Linked DNA regions of Homo sapiens: region 2 is linked to region 1. Evidence: read pairs that join two places in POLR2A ChIA-PET (ENCODE). Cell type or tissue: Panc1. All regions are shown on one strand.

The links. Peaks named below come from ENCODE experiments on the same cell type or tissue, not always from the same donor. Only the 100,000 strongest peaks of a DNase experiment are listed, where the experiment ranks them.
Region 2: POLR2A ChIA-PET joins it to region 1 with 13 read pairs; 4 of 35 experiments call an interaction of 5 or more read pairs at or near these places.

What each region holds. Positions count from the first base shown.
Region 1 is chr1:53,235,082-53,243,081 of GRCh38, reverse strand. MAGOH (mago homolog, exon junction complex subunit) reads left to right here and starts at 4,564. Exons shown (of 5, transcript NM_002370.4): 1 at 4,564-4,721; 2 at 7,447-7,505. The coding sequence starts at 4,634. LRP8 (LDL receptor related protein 8) reads left to right here. Exons shown (of 19, transcript NM_004631.5): 19 at 1-718. It overlaps MAGOH-DT (MAGOH divergent transcript), which reads right to left and starts at 4,472. Exons shown (of 3, transcript NR_038953.1): 1 at 3,737-4,472; 2 at 1,137-1,235; 3 at 299-644. RefSeq lists enhancers at 4,553-4,682, 4,723-4,782, 4,270-4,911. In Panc1, no CTCF peak of the experiment used is centred here; a DNase peak (open chromatin) is centred at 4,481; H3K4me3 peaks cover 2,706 bases; H3K27ac peaks cover 2,050 bases.
Region 2 is chr1:52,976,956-52,984,955 of GRCh38, reverse strand. SCP2 (sterol carrier protein 2) reads right to left here. Exons shown (of 16, transcript NM_002979.5): 9 at 6,589-6,739; 10 at 4,413-4,560. Among named protein-coding and RNA genes, the nearest start is that of SCP2, 54 kb to the right of the region's middle. In Panc1, no CTCF peak of the experiment used is centred here; no DNase peak of the experiment used is centred here.

The DNA.
Region 1 (8,000 bases):
AGATAGAGTAACAGACTTCTCACACTGTATTTTTAGGGTATGGAGAATTTAGAAGGTTAAAGAATTACTGCTTCAATTTTTCAGTTAAAAAAAAATCAGGAAGCTCTGTTCATTCAGGCTATGCACCATGTGCACAGTCAAGAATTAGCAGAAACCCTCTGCATTTACAAACACTTTGTGCTATAAAAAAGTAATTTTTAAAAAGCCACGTGTGTGTGTGTGTATATATATATATATATATATATTTAAAGCCAAGGTTTTGATACTTTTTTACAAAAACTACAAGAGAAAACAAATATACCTGTCCAAACCATATACTTTTAAAAGAGCATTTTTTTTTCCATACAAGCTGTTGTTAATTTGGGGGTAAAGTGCTGATTTGCAAACTTCATCAAATTGTTCCCAAGTGGATTCTCCTTGTTTGTCTCCCCCTACCAACCCCAAAGTTACCATATTTGATGTAAGAATCAGGCATGTTAGAATGTTGTGTCACACTAACTGATTCTGCTCTTTTTGTCTTGTCATTCAAGTTCCGTTAGCTTCTGTACGCGGTGCCCTTTGCAGTCTGGTGTCTCTTCCAGAGGCGAGGGGGCTGAGGATGGGGTGCTGCATCTCACTAGCTATACTGGCATCATCTTGGTAAACTGAAAACCAAATGTGGACATTTGTAAAATCAGTGCACTGTTTCTAGAGAGAGATTAAATTCATTTAAAAAAAATCTTTTAAGTTTTGTTTCATTGTAATACTTTAATGAGGGGGAGTGAACTATTACTGAGTCCCTAATGTGTACCAGTATTCTATATAAATTATCCCAATCTTTGTCAACAATTCGGTGAGATAAATACTATCAATACTATCCACTCCCATTTTATAGATGAGAAAATGGGCAAAGTAACTGCCCAAAGTCACAAGGTTATTTTTAGTGCCCCCAAAGAGCAATTGTACATGTAGCATTCTCTGCCTAAATTTTCCTTCTCTGCCTCCACATGACTAACTCCTATTTGTCCTTGAGTACTCCACTTAGGTAATGCCTCCTCCAGGAAGCCTTCCCTTTTCTCTAAGACTAGGTTAGATAACTCACCTCTGTACTTCGATAACAATTTTTGCCTACTTGCATCCCAATACTTCTGCCTTACCATTCATTCCCATGCCATTGGGGTTGCTTTTGCCAAGGTCATCCAGGACCTCCTCGATTATAAATCTGGTAAACATTTTCAGTCTTGCTCTTCCTTGACCTGGAAGCAGTAGTTAACACTGTTAGCCACTCTTTTCTTGGCATATTCTTATTTTGGCTTCCATGATAACATTTCATGTTTTTTCTCCTATCTCTCTGGCCACATCTTAGTATCCTTTGCCTACCCCTTAAATTATGGTATTCCATCTCAAATCCATCCACTTTTCTATCTCCATTACTTTTTTTTTTTTTTTTTTTTAAGAGACAGGGTCGTACTCTGTTACCCAGGCTGGAGTACAGTGGTAGGATCATAGCTCATTGCAACCTCCGCCTCCTGGGCTCAAGCAATTCTCCTGTCTCAGCCTCCCGAGTAGCTGGGGCTACAGGTGCACGCCACCCTGCCCAGCTAATAGATTACTTAAACTACTTATCTGAATGTCATACTTCTAGTCTTTTCATTTTCCAATCTAACCTACAAGACTGCAGCCAAAGTGTCTTTCTAAAGTACCATAGATGTATCACCACCACTTCTTTCCACTTTCCTGCTTAAAGCTCTTCAACTGCTTTGCTGGCACAAAAATCCAATATTCTTGGGTTTGCCCAAACTCTTTTAATATGGCTTATAAAACCCTTCATGATTTGGCTTCTGCCCTGTCTCCAGCTTCATCACTCACTACTCTATATTCTAATCACACAGTTCTGGGCCTCCGTCTGGAACATTTCCTTCAGGAACATTTCCCTAAGGACCCTGCACTGGATTAGGAGTCACCTCATGTGCTTCCATAGTCCTCTGTGCTTCCTTTATTGGTAATCTTATCCTTACATTGTAATTGCTTGTATGCTCCTTAACTGCCTCCTCTGCAAGCTCTGTGAACAACTGTCTTGCTCAACATTGTATCCTCTCTGCACATGACACTCAGTGGATGCTCAAATAAATGATGCTGAATGCAGGCACTGCAGACACACAGACCATGCTCTTTCAGTTACACCATGTCTCATATCCAGAAACCTGGATTACTTCACAGCCTGACTGGAGTTGTGTGTCCTTTAAATTTCTCAACACTTTTGTTATTTGCCACATCTGAAGATCCCCAGATTCACTTATGATTTTTATAATTTTACTCCTGGAAAATAACCTTGTAGCAATTGCTTAATCCCTCTACATACTTAACTCTAATTACCACCTCAAGATTGTTGTGATGATTCAAAGAACAAGCACAGGTAATCCCATTGACCCTAGGGGCTGACATTTATTAGGTGCTTGATACCTGGTCCCTTTTCTTTTTTTCTCTTTTTTTTTTTTTTTGAGACAGGGTCTTGCTTTGTCACCCAGGCTGGAGTGTAATGGTGTGATCATGGTTCCCTACAGCCTCGACCTCCCAGGCTCAAATTATCCTCCTACCTCAGCCTCCCAAGTAGCTAGGACTACAGGTGTGCACCACCACACCTACCTATTTTTTAAATTTTTTGTAGAGACAGTCTCCTATGTTGCCCAGGCTGGTCTCAAACTCCTGGGCTCAAGTGATCCTCCTGCCTCAGCCTCCCAAAGTGCTGGGACTACAGGTATGAGCCACTGTGTCTAGCCCCCTTCTCGTTTATACAATTCCCTTGTTACCACCCATATCCAGTGTTTTGTAATAAAAATGTCTTATGGTTTTACAGCAATTTAGTTTCCGAGACATTGTTTCTTACAACAGTTCTGCTAGGTGTACATTATTATGCTCATTTTAAAGAGAAGGAAACTGAAGTCTAAAAAGTTGAGTCGGTTCACCTTTGGTTACAATGAGTCATTGTTACACAGGGATTATTTTAACCTGTGTCCAGTGATTTTTCCCCCACCACACCTACTCTACACTCTGCTGCTAATGCTTTTGCAGGGAGAAAAGGACTCCGTGTTAAGACTGAGGGCCGGGCGCGGTGGCTCATGCCTGTAATCCCAGCACTTTGGGAGGCCGAGGCAGACGGATCGCCTGAGGTCGGGAGTTCGAGACCAGCCTGGCCAACATGGTGAAACCCCGTCTCTACTAAAAACAGAAAATTACAAAAATTAGCTGGACATGGTGGCGCATGCCTGTAATCCCAGCTACTTGGGAGGCTAAGGCAGGAGAATCACTTGAACCCAGGAGTTTGAGACCAGCGTGGGCAACATAGGGAGACTTTGCCTCTACAAAAAGTTTAAAAATTAGGTAGGCGAGGTTGCGGTGAACTGAGATCACTCCATTGCACTCCAGCCTGGGCAACAAGAGCGAAACTCCGTCTCAAAAAGAAAAGACTGGGAATAGGAATCAGAGACTGCTGTCCCAACTTACAGAATCGTATACAGTTCTAGCCGCCAGGACCCAAGAATGATGTCATCTCGGCACTGTCTCTAGAACCATTCATTCTTTCTAAGCCTGGAACTTAGATGAGTGAAAGCAGGTTCCTATTACATAATTATGATCTTGATTGCCCTGGGCCTACTCAACTGTAAATTTTTTCCAGAGCCAGAAAGGCTTCACAGAGGACAACTTTACCCTGAAAAGAAAGGACCTCTTTGGTCAGTGGTCCTCAACTCTGACTCACCTGAAAGCTTTACAAAAAGTACCAATGCCCAGGTCCAGCGCTGGAGATTTTAACTGGCTTGGGGTAGAGCCCTGGCATCAGTATTTTTAGAGGCTTCCCAAGTGATTGCAATGTGCAGCCAGGCAGAGAATTACTGCTCGGTAAGTGGGATGACTGGGGAGTGGGAGATCAAATACTCTAACGTCTCCCAGCACCTATTCTAGAGATCAGTGGGGCAGAAAGGTAGAAATAAAAGGTGGAAAGGGATGAAATGGGTAAGTGTGGGTGAATTAGTTCCAGGAAAACGGCAATCTCCACTGTGGATTCAGGGAAGGCGTCACTGAGGAGGGCTTTCTTAACAGTTCAGGTCAGTGGAAGCCAACTTGAGGCACACATCGTGCGCGGCATCCTCCGGGGAGGTCGGGTCATTTCACCCCATTTTACTGCCGAGATGACCTAGGTCCAGAGACGGTAAAGAGCGGTGTACGACTCACACAAGTCGGGGGTCCTGTGAACCGAGGTTGAGCCTGGCGGGCCTTCGGCCCGAGGTCTTTAAGCGAAGTCACCAGACCCGGGGTTCAAAGCCCAGAGGTAGGCAGGCGGCTGGCTCTCCGCCTCAGGCCTGGAGAGAACCCAGGGGTATGAACCTCAACCTCGCTCCCGCGTCCAGCTGGAGGGGCGGAGCTGGCTGGCCCCGCCTCCGGGTTAAACAAAGTTCTTTACAGACTAGGCGTGAGGGGATGTTGCAGTCTTGTTGCCACTTCCGGGCGAAGAGGTTAGCGAGAAGGAACCCCTCCACGCAGCGACGACGGGACCTGACGTCACTTCCGCGCGCCGCCGCAAACGTCAGTGTCGGGCGCAGACGGCGGCAGTGCGGCTTGCTCTTGGAAGTTCAGGCTCGGTTGTCTTTTGGGAGCCATGGAGAGTGACTTTTATCTGCGTTACTACGTGGGGCACAAGGGCAAGTTCGGCCACGAGTTCCTGGAGTTTGAGTTTCGACCGGACGGTAAAAGCAGCCTGCCGCCCGCCGGGAGCGGGGACCAGGCCTGGGGGCCGGCGAGTGGGGAGGCCGAGGGTCGGAAATCTGTGGGGAACTAGAGGAGGGAGGGACTGAGACCTGTGCAGTGCAGATCTTAAAGGAACGCCACTGTGTCTGCTCCACGGGGTCTTTCTATCCATTCAGCAAACGTTGACTGAACGCCCACTGTGTGCCAGGCTCTGTTCCACTCTTTGGGAATACGGCAGCGAAGGTAGACAAACTTCCCCTCTCGTGGAACTTGTGTTTTACTGCCGGGAGAGAGATCATAAACAAAAAGATGATTCCAGATAGCAGTGAGTGGTCAAAAAATAACATGGTAGAATAATTGCTGGATGGGCTGCTTTTAGATAGGTTGGCCATTAGAGAGCTCTCTGTAAAGGGTATATTGCAGCCGAGTCCTAATTAACAAGAAGGGCTCAGCCTTGTGAAGCTCATAAGGAAGACCATTCTACACAAAGGGAATACCAGATGTCAAGGCTGCAGGGCGGGAATGAGCTAGGCGTGTCTCAGGTGGTCAGTGTGGTTGAAGAGTGGTGAGCTGGGAGATAGCAGGAGATGATGTCGGATAGGTAGGTAGGAGCGGCACCTCTTAGGTCTTTATAGACCACGGTAAAAAGTTTGGACTTGGAAGGCCTTTTTTTTTTTTTTTTTTTTGAGACGGCTTTCGCTCTTTTTGCCCAGGCTGGAGTGCAATGGCGCGATCTCGGCTTATTGCAACCTCCGCCTCCCGGGTTCAAGTGATTCTCCTGCCTCAGCCTCCCGAGTAGCTGGAATTATAGGCGCCCACCACCACGCCCGGCTAATTTTGTATTTTTAGTAGAGACGGAGTTTCACCATGTTGGCCAGGCTGGTCTCGAACTCCTGACCTCAGGTGATACGCCCGCCTCGGCGTCCCAAAGTGCTGGGATTACAGGTGTGAGCCACCGCGCCCGGCCGGGCTTGGAAGGTTTTAAGCAGAGAAGAAATGTGATCTCTTCTTGAAAAAGCATTCTGGTTATTGGGTGCGGAATGGGCAAGAGTGGAAACAGGGCTATTGATTAGGAGACTGTTGCAGTTGTCAAGACACGAAAGATGTTGGGGGCCGGGCGCGGTGGCTCAAGCCTGTAATCTCAGCCCTTTGGGAGGCCGAGGTATGCGGATCACTTGAGGTCAGGAGTTCAAGACCAGCCTGGCCAACATGGTGAAACCCCGCCTCTACTAAAAATACAAAAATTAGCCGGGTGTGGTGGCAGACGCCTGTAATCCCAGCTGCTCGGGAGGCTGAGACAGGAGAATCTCTTGAACCTGGGGCGGAGGTTGCAGCAAGCTGAGATAGTGCCACTGTACCCCAGCCTGGGTGACAGAGCAAGACTCTGTCTCAAAAAAAAAAAAAAAAAAAGATACTGGTTGGGACTACAGAGATAGTAGAAATGGAGAGAAAGATTTAGGAAACTGTTGGAGGCAGAACCAACTGGACTTTGATCGTTGATAGGATTTTGTTGGCAGAGGCACTGTGGTGAAGGAAAGAGCAATCAAAGATGACAGAAGACATCCACTAAGTGGGGCACAAAGATGAATCTGACAGGCCTCGACTGTGAGGGAGATAGATTTGTAAGCAGTGATAAAACAGCACATTAGGTGTTGTGGTAAAAAGAAACAGAGGAGGCTCGCAGCAGAGAAGGGTGCACCTAACCAAGCCTGAGGGTCAGAGGAGGCTTCCTACATAAAATGATGGGAGGAGGGGATGTGAGGAATTGGTTAGGAGACGAAGAAGAGTCAAGAAGGCATTTTAGACAGCATGCAAAGAAGCTGAAAACCAAAAAGTGCTTGGGATGTTTCAGGCAGAAACCAAGTAGTTTGACTTCAGCTGTGTGAGAGAAGAATATTGGCAGGAATGAGGCTGGAAAAGCAGGCAGGGGCTTAGCTTAGCTGTATGCCATGTTGAGGAGTTTGGATTTTACCAGGAAGGCAGTGGAAAGCCATTGACTTTATCAAAGTATTAGAGTAACCTAATCTGATAGATCTGTTACCACATCACCTTGTCCACTGTATGGACAGTGAACTGAATGTGAAGAAACTTGAGGCAGAGAGACAGCACAGAGGCTGTTGGAATAAATTCACTGGGCTCATCTCACATGTATGTCTTCTAGTCTACATGTCTTCTATTTCCTTCTGTCTTCTCCTCATCCCCACCATTAATCTGTCAGATGCACACATGGGCAAAGGGTCTTGTGTACCAAATGTGCTCAGTGATAAAAGCAGCAGCTTCTCCATCACAGAAATAGAGTATGGCACAGTCACATGATAATATATGTAAACTGCATCCTACAGTTTTCAAAATGTTTTCACAGCTCATTTGAGCCTCAGGAGGTCCTATGTGTCGGTAAGTTATCAGTTACTAGGCCTGTTTTCAGGACATTCACCTGCAAAAATGTGATTTGACAAAGTCAGAAAAGAGCCTGCCTGTGTTTATACCCCACCTGAGCTGCTTTTTGCAGTAGTTGAGTTTCAGCTGTATATTTGGCTGTTTAAGCCTGAAGTGAAGAACTGAAAAGACTAGTATTGTTGAAATACCTTAAGAGTAAATAATAAATCTGTTAGACACTTTTAGCAAGTTAGATACATTTTGGGCAACTGCTGATGCCTTGGCATGGTATTGATGCTTTATTCATATGTTTTTATTATACGTTGAAATTGTTTTTTGCCCCCACAGGGAAGTTAAGATATGCCAACAACAGCAATTACAAGAATGATGTCATGATCAGAAAAGAGGTATGAGCCTTCTGCCTTCTGAGAGTCCTTCATTTGCTACATTTCAGCTTTTTGTCTTGCATTGTTTTTATTGTTTCTAGTAGTATTGAAAGATAAAGAACAGGGAGAGAGACACATGTCTGTAGACAGCTTCTGGATTATTTCCCAAATCATCTTTTAGTTGGGATTTTTTTATTTTACATTGTGGAATCAATTACTGGTAACCTTTGACATACCTTGGTTTGAACCCTGAGTCTGCTGCTTACTACCCCATGTGACCTTGGGCAAGTTCCTGGCTGAACTTGATAAATCTCTGTTTCTTCACCTGTAAAAACAGGAATAATAAAAGCTACCTCCCACTCCCAAGTGCTGTCATAAAATTAAATATGTTCTATTTAAAGTGCTCTATATTCCCTGTGTACATGGTACACAATGAAGAGCTATTTAATTTACATCTGAGTGGGAAAGGGAGCATGGGAAAGCAGTTGACATCATTGAATGCATGTTAGATGTCAG
Region 2 (8,000 bases), 260 kb after region 1:
AGGCAGGAGAATCGCCTGAACCTGAGAAGGGGAGGTTGCAGTGAGCTGAGATCTCACCATTGTACTCCAGCCTGGGCAGCAAGAGCAAAACTGTCTCGGAAAAAAAAAAAAAGAAGAAAAGCTGGGTGTGGTGGCTCACACCTATAATCCCAGCACTTTGGGAGGCCAAGGCGGGCAGATCACCTGAGGTCAGGAGTTCGAGACCAGCCTGGCCAACATGGTGAAACCCCGTCTCTACTAAAAATACAAAATTAGCTGGGCATGGTGGCGCATGCCTGCAATCCCAGCTACTCGGGAGGCTGAGGCAGGAGAATCACTTGAACCCAGGTAGCGGAGGTTGTGGTGAGCTGAGATAGCGCCACTGCACTCCAGCCTGGGCAACAAGAGAGAAACTCCATCTCAAAGAAAAAAAAAAAAAAGAAAGTAATCATTTTATATCTGTATCTACATAAAATATTTAACTTTTAGATTAAGTTCCATATTAGGCAGAATATGTTCACTACAGTTTATCTCTTGCATTGATTACAACTGAAAACACTGGATATAAAAATAAAAATAAAAAAAACTGCCTGAGGACTCTGAAAAGTAAATAAAAGCAGGGGGATTATAGAGCAAGTCAAAACTTGGAGAAGCCACTGCATAAGGGTGAGGTCCTGGTTGTCTTTTTTTCTTTTTAGGCTCTCTCTCTCTCAACAGCTTTGCCCCAAGGTTGAGCACAGCCCTGGAACAGCATGGCAGCAGAAACAGCAAAGGTAGCTAAAACTCTAACAGAAACCCCATCTTCCTAACCAAAGGAACTAGGAAAAGAAATCTCTGCAGGCTGGAGAGTAAGGGAAGAAGTCTATAGTGGAGAGAGCCAGAGAAGAGGATCCCCTAATTCTGTGTATAGACCTGTACAAGTCTCAGGCTTACTCTGACGTAGGCATACATTTAGAGAGCTGAGCAAAGACTTTAACCACCACCCTCAGAAGGCAAGACAGAACTTATTGTCAGAACATACTGGCTTAAATGCTTGCTAAAACAAAAACATCAACATTCTCCAAAGGATCTATATAATAGGACATTCACCCTGTCCAGGATACAATCCAAAATTGTTTGCTATACAAAGAATCAGAAAATGTAACCAATACTCTCAAGGTAAAAGACAATCAACAGATGCAAAACCCAAGAAAGCCCAGATTATGGAATTATTAAAGACTTTAAAACAGCTGTTAGAACTACAAGGTAAAGAAAGCCCACTAGAAATGAACAAAAAGATGTAAGCTCTCAGCAGAGAAATAGAAACTATAAAATGAACCAAATGGAAATTTTAGAACTGAAAATACAATATTTGAAATAGAAAACTCATTAGAATGGTTCATGAGTAGAAAGAACATGAAGGAAGAGTCAGTGAATTTAAAGATATATCAACATAAATTATCAAATGTGAAGAACAGAGAGAAAAGGGGATTCAAAGTGAACAGTTTCAGGGACCTATGGGACAATATCCAAAGGTCTAATATATGCATCATTGGAAGTCCAGAAGAAGAGGAGGAAAAAATTGGGACAGAACATACATTTAAAGAAATAATGGCTGAAAACTTGCCAAATTTGGTAAAAGTTTTGCATTTTCAGACTTAAGAAACTCAGAAAACACAACAGAGAATAAATTAAAAGAAAACCATGCCTAGACATTACACAATCAAACTGCTAAAAATCTTGAGAATAGCTAGAGAAAAATGGCCCATCACATACAGAGAAACAACAATTTGAATGACCATGACTCCTCGTTAGAAACTATGGCGGTCAGAAGACTGAAACAACATGTTTTAAGTGCTAAAAGACCTGTCAACCTAGAATTCTATAATCAGCCCAGAGTTCCTTTAGGAATTAAGGTTAAGCAAAGACATTTTCAGTTGAAGGAAAACTAAGAGAATTCATCTCCAAAAGATCTGCTTTATAAAAAATGCTACAAAAAGTTCCTTAGGCTAAAGAAAATGATTACAGAGAAAAACTTGGGTGTTCAAGAATGAAGAGCAACAAAAAATGATAAATATCTGGATAAGTATAAAATACTTTTTCCCTCTTAGTATCTTTAAAATTATGTGTGACATTTTTACCCATGACATATAACAGACATCTAAGTGTATGACTGTTGAAAGCAAAACTTATAATATTATATATTGGGGTTTTCAATGTAAATAGATATAACACATATGACAATTATAACATAAGGGACAGTGTACGGCAAAGGGGAGTCAGTGAATGGACCTATATGGTTGCAAGGCTTCTACATTTTATGTGAAGTGGTACAATATTAACTCAAAGGAGACGCTTAAGGAGGCATACTATAATTCTTATCGCAGTGGTTCTCAACTGGAAGAGTTTTTTGTTTTTTTGTTTTTTTGAGATGGAGTCTCGCTCTGTCACCCAGGCTGGAGTGCAGTGGTATGATATCAGCTCCCTGCAAGCTCCGCCTCCCAGGTTCACGCCATTCTCCTGCCTCAGCCTCCCAAGTAGTTGGGACTACAGGTGCCCAACACCATGCCCGGCTAATTTTTTGTATTTTTAGTAGAGAGGGGGTTTCACCGTGTTAGCCAGGATGGTCTCGATCTCCTGACCTCGTTATCTGCCCGCCTTGGCCTCCCAAAGTGCTGGGATTATAGGCCTGAGCCACCGCGCCCTGCCAACTGGGAGAGATTTTACCCCCCAGAAGACATTTGACAATATTTGAAGACATTTTATGGTTGTTACAACTGTGGGGGGTGGTGCTACTGGCATTTAGTAGGTAAGAGGCAGGGATATTGCTGAATATCCTACCATGCACAAGCTGTATCACAAGAATGATAGAGCTCAAATGTCAATAGTGCCAAGGTTGATAAACCATGCTCTATAGCAACCACTGGGATAAACAAAGAAGAAAAAACAAAGAGATATGGTGAAAAAAACAATCGATAAGTTGAAATGGCATACTAAAAATATTTAAATAATGCAAAAGAAGTCAAGAGGAGGGGCACAGAGGAACAAAAATTACAGGGGACAAATAGAAAACAGATAATTAAATGACCAACCTAAATCCTACTGTATCAATAATTACATTAATTATCTAAATAAATATTGTCTAACAGAAATATAATGCCCACACAATACTTTTAAATTTTCTAGTATATATTTTATTTAATATATACATTTTATATATATATAAAATATTTTCATTCAACATGTAATCAACATAAAAAAATTATCAGTGAGCCAGGTGGCTCATGCTTGCAACCCCAGCACTTTGGGAGGCTGAGGCGGGTGGATCACTTGAAGCCAGGAGTTTGAGAACAGCCCGCGCAACATGGTGAAACCCTGTCTCTACTAAAATTACAAAAATTAGCTGGGCATGGTAGCATGCACACCTGTAATACTCGGGAGGCTGAGGCACAAGAACTGCTTGAACCCAGGAGGCAGAAGTTGCAATGAGCCGAGATCACACCATTGCACTCCAGCCTGGGTGACAAAGCGAGACTCTGTCTCAAAAAAAAAAAAAAATTATTAATGAAATACTTTACATTCTATTTTTCAATATTAAGTCTCCAAAACTCCATGTGTACTTCACACTTACAGCACACGTCAATTTGGACTAGCTACATTTCAAAGACTAAAGTATAGCTAGTGGCTGTCATTATCAGCACAGGTTTCGACACTCCAGTTAAAAGGCAGAAATCAACAAAGTAGATTTTAAAAAATACATTATCACGGCTGGGCGCAGTGGCTCACGCCTATAATTCCAGCACTTTAGGAAGCCTAGGTGGGTGGATCACCTGAGGTCAGGAGTTTGAGATGAGCCTGGCCAACATGGTGAAACCCTGTCTCTACTAAAAATACAAAAATTAGCCGGGCGTGTTGGCAGGTGCCTGTAATCCCGGCTACACAGGAGGCTGAGGCAGGAGAATCACTTGAACCCAGGAGGTGGAGGTTGCATTGAGCTGAGATTGCACCACTGCACTCCAGCCTGGGCTACAGAGAGAGTCTCCGTCTCAGAAAAACGAAAAAACAAAAAAAAATTATTGCTTACATGCTGCCTATAAGAGATACACTTTAAATAAATTAACATAAATAGGTTGAAAGCAAATGAATAAAATCTCATGCAAAGAATAAGCATAAGAAAGATGGAGTAGCTATTTTGGTCAGATAAAAGAGCCTTCCAGACAAATAATATAATCATAATACAAATTATCTGGACACTCCATCATCTTAGTGTTGGTACTGCCTAATACCACAAGTTCTAAAACGTCCACTACCAAAACAGCTTACATTCATTTCCCACAGTGTGGCAGAGCCAACGTTAAGGGAAAAGTGAATAGTGAATTCTTTTATCTAACGGTCAAAGTGAAGTTTTCTCAGTGAAATTTACTGAATTAATCTGCCCTATTCAAAGATGTTACCTTCTGGACAGAGTCCCAGTGCTTCATAAGTAAGGAGTTCGTTGGTAGAAAAGCAATCGTGAAGTTCTATTACGTCAATATCATTTGGTGTCAGGCCAGATTTCTCATAGCATTTTCTTGCAGCTTCTTTACTCATATCAAAGCCAACCTAAAACCAAAACCATATATAAATAAAGGGCACCAAAACTGGGCCTTTTAAACAAGTATTTTAAGAGATTAATAGATGCATAACCTTAACAACTGATAATTGACCACATATATTAAATTTTTGCCCAGGTGCATTGGCTCATGCCTATAATCCAAGCACTTTGGGAAGCTGAGGCAGGAGGATCGCTTGAGCCCAGGAGTTTGAGACCAGCCTGGGCAACAATGGAAGATCCTGTCTCTACAAATAATTTAAAAATTAGCCTGGCGTGGTAGTATGTGCCTGTGGTCCCAGATACTTGGGAGGCTGAGCTGGGAGGATCGTTTGAGCACAGGAGGTCAAGGCTGCAGGGAACCAGGATCACCCCACTGAATTCCAGCCTGGATGAAAGAGCAAGATCCTGTCTCAAAAAAGAAACAAAAAAAGAAGAGAAGAAGAAAAGAAGAAAAGAAAGAAAGAGAGGAAAGGGAAAGGGAAAGAAAGGGAGGAAGGAAGGGAGGGAGGGAGGGAAGGAGGGTCAGTCAATTGATTCTATATTACACAGAAAGTCTAAATAAAATAACATCTAGGAGAAGGATGTACATATTCAATTTTGTACTAAAAAATGACAGAATTTTTAAATAAAATATATAAAAAGGACCTAGAATTCCTCAGAGCATATCTTGTGCTAAGTTACAAAACTTCTGTCAAACTACAATGTATAGTTGTGATAAACAAGTTGAAGACATTTATTACCAGATCATTATGAGTCAGATACACTGAAAAATATGGGAGAATTTCTATATAAAATGACACAATCTTCTTTTAGAAGATCATCTAGGATTCAAACCATTTTTCCAAAGTCCATGTTCTTAACATGTTTTTCTCCTCAAATAATAAAATAACTTTTCTTCAAGGAATAAAACGGTGAGGCCAGGCGTGGTGGCTCATGCCTGTAATCCCAGCACTTTGGCACTTTGGGAGGCCGAGGCAGGTGAATCGCTTGAGTCCAGGAGTTCAAGACCAGCCTGGGTAACATGGCAAAATCGTGTCTTTACAAAAAAAAAAAAAATACAAAAACTTAGCCAGATGTGGTGGCACATGCCTGTAGTCCCACTTTCTCGAGAGGCTGAAGTGGGAGGATTGCTTGAGACTAGGAGGCAGAGGTTGCAGTGAGCTATGATCGCACCACCACGCTCCAGCCTGGGCAACAAAGCAAGATCCTGTCTCAAAGAGAAAAAGAAAAAGAAATAAAACTGTGGTATAATGAAAAATGTACTATAACCAGGAAACCTAAATATAAATTCCACCTCTGCCACAACCTAACTGTGATCTTGGGCAGTTACAAAAACATTTTCCAGTTCACAGTGTTGTTGTAAAATCATTTGTAAACTATAATTTAGCATGCAATTTTGTGTATTGTGTGTATGTCTTCAAATATTCAACTAACTCTAGGTCTGAATTTTCATCTTTTTTACTTTTTCCATTTTGTACTCAATCTTTATTCAGAATTTTTAAAGTGCTGAGGGTCAAGAAAGTTCATTAAAATCATCTTTGTGGCAGTGTGTGGTGATTCACGCCTGTAATCCCAGCATTTTGGAAGGCTGAGGCAGGTGGATCACTTGAGCCAGGAATTCAAGACCAGCCTGGGAAACATGGCAAAACTGTGTCTCTACAAAAAATACAAACATTAGCCGGCAGTCGTGGCATGTGCCTGTAGTCCCAGCCACTTGGGAGGCTGAAGTGGGAGGATTGATTGAGCCTGGGATGTGGAAGCTATAGTAAGCTGAGATCGCACTACTGCACTGCAGCCTGAGTGACAGAGTAAGACCCTGTTGAAAGAAAGAAAAGAAAAGAAAGAACAACAAAACAAAACAATCATTTTTCCCTTAACTCTGTAAGATTGGAGTTCTAGGCATAGTCAACTTAAAATAATGACAAATAGCATGTCTAGTTAATTAAAAGTTATTATATAATAATGCATGGCTCCATCACAAGAATCATGAGACTCCATCTTAAAAATAAAAATAACAAATAGAATCTCAGACATACCATTTTAATAATGCTTTTTTCTTCAAACGAGCTTGGCAAATCAGTCATCATTTCTTGTGCCAAAATTTCCACAGCTTTGGATTGCAGGCCATACTTCTGTACAAATGCTTCACTGGCCAAAATTGCTGCTGCAGCACCATCTGAAGTGGGACTAAGAGGAAGTAAAAATAATTCTCCACACCCAGTAGCACCTGATCGGAGGATTTCAGACTAGGAGTTACTTCTATGTGAAAGGAAAGGCCAAATATGCTTGCTGGTCAGTGGATTGTCTTCTTTGTGATATCTACAGTTGTAAATCACACATGCTTCCCACCTGAGGACTGAACCTCTATCAAGAACTTAAATGTTGTCAATCACTACTTGGAATCTAAGAGTCCCAAAAAGTTCTTTTTTTTTTTTTTGAGATGGAGTTTCGCTCTTGTTGCCTAGGCTGGAGTATAATGGTGTTATCTTGGCTCATTGCAACTGCAACCTCCTCCTCCCCGGTTCAAGTGATTCTTCTGCCTCAGCCTCCTGAGTAGCTGAGATTACAGGCATGCGCTACCACGCCTGGCTAATTTTGTATTTTTAGTAGAGACGGAGTTTCTCCATGTTGGTCAGGTTGGTCTCGAACTCCCAACCTCAGGTGATCCGCCCGCCTCGGCCTTCCAATGTGCTGGGATTACAGGCGTGAGCTACCACGCCCAGCCCCAAAAAGTTCTTATTGCAAAGAATTACCAATTTGCCTCTGGAGATGCATAAGGCATCTTCTGAGGAGTAAGTCCAAAAGGTTATTCCTATCCTAATACAATAAAGATTCTACTACAGACCGCCCCAGCTCCAACTTTGCTATCTCCAAATAACTCAGTCCTGAAATCCTTTTGGAAACTGGGAAAAGATAGCTTGGGAATACAAAACCATCTGCTTTAGTTAAGACTCTCGAGATCTTAAACAGATCTTTTTCTTACAGCAAACTGTGATGGAAGGTAGCAAACACAAGAAGTCTTCTGGGAGTTCAGTTAGACTTTCTAAATGGGCAGACCCTCATATCACAACAAATAAAAGCTGACCCGACTTATTTCTTTCCATCCCAGCCTGTATCTACAGGGCACAGCCAGGTGTTAACTAGGACACAGGCAGGAGCTAAGCAGTACTCACTCAATTTTCTAGGAGACAGATACTGTCAAGCACTTTGCAAGAAACAACTGTTATCATCATTAGAGCTATGAATTTTTCCTTGTTTTACTTTTACTCATAGCTACTATTATAGAGTAGAATTTCCTGTAGTAGAAGTACATAGCAGGGAAAACAAAATGCTTTGGGCTCCACTGGCCCCCAAGCCACAGTTTAATGAATAAATACAATTGCAATCACCAAAGTAGGTAGAAGTCCTGCAAGAAGAAGTAAAACACATCATTTTCCAAGAGAAGAGA